2 separate regions of the Homo sapiens genome follow, and region 1 is linked to region 2. Evidence: chromatin contacts called from ENCODE Hi-C data. All regions are on one chromosome and are shown on one strand. The core of a region is the stretch at or near the end of the contact, and the rest is flanking DNA. Distances in the headings are between cores, read along the strand shown. Region 1 holds the start of AQP3 (aquaporin 3 (Gill blood group)). Region 2 holds the start of ENHO (energy homeostasis associated).

The links. A loop is a pair of places that touch in the nucleus more often than their neighbours do. Pooled maps may share reads with other maps.
Region 1: a map with no recorded cell type shows a loop between it and region 2 (12-fold over the local background). The contact joins the promoter of AQP3 here to the promoter of ENHO in region 2. A Hi-C loop is called at or near these places in 8 of 37 single-sample maps with no recorded cell type and 4 of 50 pooled maps.

What each region holds. Positions count from the first base shown.
Region 1 is chr9:33,446,205-33,448,904 of GRCh38, forward strand. AQP3 (aquaporin 3 (Gill blood group)) reads right to left here and starts at 1,389. Exons shown (of 6, transcript NM_004925.5): 1 at 1,219-1,389. The coding sequence starts at 1,326. RefSeq lists a silencer at 1,375-1,564.
Region 2 is chr9:34,521,724-34,524,448 of GRCh38, forward strand. It overlaps ENHO (energy homeostasis associated), which reads right to left and starts at 1,267. Exons shown (of 2, transcript NM_198573.3): 1 at 1,054-1,267; 2 at 1-133. RefSeq lists an enhancer at 11-563 and silencers at 1,193-1,302, 1,323-1,692.

The DNA.
Region 1 (2,700 bases), core at 139-2,638, 1.1 Mb before region 2:
GCACAGGAGAGAGGGGCTAGGGCTGGCTGATAGGACGACTAATCTTATGGGAGGCTGTGGATAAAATGCCCCCTGTGGCTTCCCCACTTCCTATTCTTGGAAGCCAGAAGTGGGTTTCAGCCCTCCTCTGCCCATAGATCCTGATCCTCAACCATTTGGGGATCCCTACTTGCCCTTAGTTAGGCTTCCTAGTCCACAGTGGGCCAGCTGGTCTGTACTACCCAGGGCTGGGGCAGGAACGGAGTAACCCACTCACTGCAATGTAGCAACTGAACACAGAGGAAAACAGGTGTAACCACATGAGCGGCTGAAAAATCAGAGTAACTGGGACAGGAAATAGAACATAACTGGTGGGTCTGCCAGACCTAAGAAGTGCAAACAGAGTCACTCAGAACAAAACCAGGGTGAAACTGGTGTGACCAAGGAGTAACTAGGACTGAGGAGTAACTCAGGCAGGGAAATGCTCACTCAGAGAACCCACAGAGTAACCAAGAGGCCAGGGAGTAACCAGAATGCTTGTCGTCTTCTGCACAGACGCTGACAGCATCTGTCTGGATAACAGACAGGGCCTGGGAGTCGCTGAGCACCAGGTGAGCAACTTTAGACACGCGTCCTCTGTGCCTGGGCCTAGCTTCCTCCCACCCTTCTACCGTCAGAATCTGCCTCCCTTCCCACTTCGCTGTTCGCAGCCCATGTGGCCTGCACCCTCTGCCCCCACTCGTGCAAACTGTCCTCACTCACTTCAACCTTTGGACTTTTTGAGGCTTAATTATTCATTAGAGGCCAGACACCCAGGACCCAAATAACCTAATAATGGCTCATTTGCCTCCGCCCCCTCCCCTACATCTGGGGGCTGGGATTCTGGGAATCTGGAGGGGTGTGGGAGGCAGGGGAAGTGGCTGGCTGTCCCAGACTGCAAGCGTGACCGCTGCCCCCAGCCTGTTGGCTGAGTCACTTGTGGGAGGGTAAACGATCGGCACTATCACTGGGGAGTAACAGCTGTCATTCTGGCAAGAGTCGGAGCTGTCAGAGAGGGGGTTAGAACCGTGGGGAAGAGGACTTTGGAAGTCAGCTTGATCCTCCGCGGTTAAGCGTGGGGGTCACAGCTGGGGAGGTGGGTCCAGGCTACCTTGGAAAACACAGCCCCTTCGGGGAAGTGAGAGTTTGGGGAGTGCAAGGGCTGGAGAGAGAAGGGCTTCCCCGGCTCCCTCCACTCACCACCAGGATGAGGGTCCCCAGGCACTCGGCCAGCGCCTGTCGGAGCAGCCGGTAGCGGATGTGGAGCATCTCCCCGCAGCGGGACACCAGCTCCTTCTGTCGACCCATGGCGGGGCAGGCGGCGGCGCTGTCGGGCGGGCAGGGGTGGCGGGAGGCGGTGGCGCAGCGAGCAGCGGCCTCCAGCGCTGGTGGCTCCCTTTATAGGAGCGCTGGAGACACGGGCCCCGCCCGCCCTGCAGCCCCGCCCTGCAGTCCCGGAGCGCCGAGGAGTGCGCGCCCCCTCGCCCCCGCCCCACCTCGGCTGGGAGGCTGGTGCGGACGCCGGGTGGAGGGAGCTGCGGGCATGGAGTGTGAGGAGCTTTGAGGGACGGGTGGCCTTCGGAGGGCGCTTAAGGGAGGGGACGTCAAGGGGGCTGAGAGGCTTAGGCAGATCTGAGAGCCAATGGTGGGATTATAGGCAGGGTTCAGGGCCATGGCTGGAGAGGATGCAGCTGTCATAGAGACCACCTGCGCCCTGTGATCACCCCACTTCCTTGCGGGCAGGAGGAGACCTGTCAGAAAGAAACTGGCCGCATCTCTCCAGGATGACTGGACCCAACAGATCCTCAGTTCGAGGCAGGAGGAGGAGGCTGCGAGCCCCAAGTGAGAAGCAACACTGTCTCTTCTGTCAGGACAGATAAGGCACCGACCCTTCAAGGGGACAGCTAGTGTCAGAGGGGCAGCAGTCCAGACTCAGGTGGGCACACAGACACACGTGCTGAGTTCCAACCAGACTTCATGGGCCCTTCTCCCTGTGCTATGAGCACGTCGTGTGTCGCATGTCCTGGCCAGCTATGTCCACAGCTGTGTCTACACATGGCGGATGTCCTGTGTGCCTAATTGTACGGCTGGGCATTCCTCGTGGCTGTGCACATGCCTGTTGAACATGGCTAGGTGACCTAGCTTGTCACACGTGTACCTGCGTGCATTGCTCACATGGCTCCAGAGGCTGAGCTGCAGTTGCCCCGACATGCCACATGCCACATGTTTGCCAGCAGGCTGAGTCCCAGCTGTTTTTAACCCTCTCCTCTCCCATCTGACTTACCCCCAGCCAAGGAAGAGTCTGTCTCTTTTTTTTTTTTAGACGGAGTCTCTCTCTGTCGCCTAGGTGGAGTGCAATGGCGTGATCTCGGCTCCCTGCAACCTCCACCTCCCAGGTTCAAGTGATTCTCCTGCTTCAGCCTCCCGATTAGCTGGGATTACAGGTGCACACCACCATGCCCAGCTAATTTTTGTTTTTTTAGTGGAGATGGGGATTCACCATGTTGACCAGGCTGATTTCGAACTCCTGACCACAAGTTATCCACCCGCCTCAGCCTCCCAAAGTGCTGGGATTACAGGCGTGAGCCACTGAGCCCAGCAAGTCTGCCTCTTTAAGCAAACTTAATTATGGGGGAGTCAGCCCTATCTGAGGGGGATCATGGGACAACCTTGCCCTCTCTC
Region 2 (2,725 bases), core at 17-2,516:
ACAGTGGAGCTGCCTCAATGGTGAGGCCCATGCCGAGGCAGGACTCTGGTATGGCCGGCCTTCAGAGGAGGCTGTGCTGTCTGCACGCTCAGTGATTCCTGGGCAGTGGAGATGTCTACCTGCAGTCCTGAGCCTGTTGGGGGTATACAGTAAAGGAGAGGGTGGTGAGGAGGAAGGGTGGGGTGAGGCCTAGGAGGAGAGAGGTAGGGAAGAGAGCCTCCCTCCCACATTTCTGGCCTCCCTGGTGAAAGACCTTGGGTCCCAACAGGCTCGAATACCCCACAGAGCCATCACCCCCATCCACAGGCTTGGTTCTGGCCACCTGAATGAGTGTGTAGCCACCGTGGGGAAGCTGCAGTAGGCAGCCGTCATCTCATTCTCCTTAGACCTGGTGGGCATGCCCTGGTCCTGCCCACCAAGCTTGCAGCCCTCAAAAGCCCTCTGTTGGTGGGTGGGATCCAGGAAGCCCCCAGCCCAAAAGGATGGGGGTTGTAAGCAGCTCTGGTGTGGCCTGGGCGCCTCCTCTCTCCCAGGACTCCAGCCAGCCCGACCAGGAGACCTCCAGAGGCGCCAGCTTGCACAGAGGGAACTTTGTGGAGGCCCTGGCAGGCATGTGCAGGCTCTGTGCGTCCAGGGCTGTGTGCCTCTATGTGGGGCTGCCTCTCTGGGTCAGGTGTGTGTGTGTGTCTGGTGTCTCACTGTCCCTCCGTTGGATGTGTGCCTGTGCCTCTGCACACCCACCTCTGTGTGTGTGGCTGCCTCTCCGTGTGTCCCCATCTCTGAGTATGTCTCCTCTATGTCTCATTTCTCTACCAGTGTGTCTCTGTGTATCTCTGCATCAGTCTCTGTGTCTCTCTCTCTCTTCCAGGCTGTATCCCCCTCTGTTCCCATGGACGTGTCCCTATCCCCTTCTCCGTGGGGTCTTTTCGGTGGTTCCTGTGTCTCTGTCTTTGTGTTCGTCTCTCTCCGCGGCAGTGTGTCTCTGTCTCTTTATCTCCATCTTCGGGTCGCGTGTTCTTGGCCCCCGTGCCCGTGGCGGGAGGCCCTTCTTACCTGAGTTGAGCCTGGTGCGCGCCCGCGGGAGGGTCCGGGGCAGCGGGATGCTCGGCGCCGACTAAGGCTTGGGAGCCTGCGGGCGGGGGGCGGCGGGAGGTGGGAGACCAGCAGAGGCGACGTCCGCTCCCCCGGCCCTCCCCCTCGGCCGCGCAGCCTCCACCGGCCGCTCCCGCCGCGGCGCGACCGGGGCGGCCTCTGCCGCGGGCGGTCTGCGGTGAGCGGGCACCTCCTCCCCTTGGGGCCGCACCTCCTCCGCGGCCGCGGCGCTCGCTCGCTCGGCAGCGCTCGGGCGGCGGCGGCGGGAGCTGCGCGGTGTTCGGCTGGGCTCGGCTGCGTTCGGTTGGGCTCGGCTGGGCTCGGCTACGTTCGGCTGGGCTCGGCCGGGCTCGGCGGCCAGCAAAAACAGCGAAGAGCCTCGCCTCCTGGGAGGCCGGCGGCCTGCGGCCCGGGGGCGGAGCCATCCCAGCGCCGCTGCCGCCACTCAATTGGCTGGCCGAACCCCGGTTCCCGCACCATTGGTGGTGCGCTGAGGTGGGGACCAGCCCGCCTCTCGTGCCGGCGCGGGGCGGGAGGAGGGCCGAAGGAGTAGCTGGCCCTGGATCCTTCCCGGGAGAGGGGATGGGGTGGGGGCAAGGCCTAACCTCTGGTAGGGATTTCTTGCACCTTCTACACCTGGAAGGGTTGTACACCCCACATCCGAGAAAGGCCAAGGCCTCTGCATTTCCACATGTGAGGAAACCACCCCTCTGTATCTGGGAGAGGTCTCTTAAGTAAGTCATCCGGAGGAAGGCCCCGCGTCCCCACACCTGGCAGGAGACTGAATCTCCTCACCTAGGGAACCGCCTATAGTGCAGTCCCGCACTTCCCTCTGCCACCTGGGTGTGGACTCTGCATTCCCACTTTAGAGGGCCCCAGGTTCCCTGGCCCTAAGAGGTGTGAAAATCTCTGGCAACACAGGTTCTTTGGACACATTTACTGAGTTCCTACCCAGTGTTGGTCGCAGGCTTGCTGCCAGGCTGTTGGGGAGTCTGGGACAGAAATGGAGTGTCCTGAGCGATGGTTCTGCCCTGGCTGGAATAGGTGCAGGCGTGGTGGAAATCCTGCCTTGCCATCCTAAAAGCTCCCCTAAGAAGAAGATAGCTTGGACAGGAGCAGTGAGGTAGACCTTGTCCTCCCCGACCTTCACAGGCCAGTGATTGTCACCTATTCTGATCCGGCCGTCTTCTCATCCCGCTCTACATGCTCTCCTTGGAGGATCACATCCCTGAAGCTATATCATGAAGACTCCCAGTGCTCCCAAGTCTAGCCTTAACTTCTCTCTGGAATCCTAGACTCATATAACTAAGTGCCTACTGTAATCGGGGCAGTATTGATTCCTGGTTCACTTACTAACTTTGTGATCTTGAGCAAGTTACTAAATCTCTCTTAGCCTCAGCTTCCTCATCTGTAAAATGGTTGTAATGCTACCTCTCAGGGTTGTTATTCACTAATTTATAGCAGATCGATCACATCTCAGCAAATGCCAGCTGACACAACCCCCAGGACCATGTGACTAAGAGGCCCCTTCCCCCAATCCAATGCCATGAAATTCACATAAGACCCCTGTAAATCCAGATGCTATCTTGAAAGAAGAAAGGGAAGACTGAGTCATCCAAAGCTACCAAAGTAC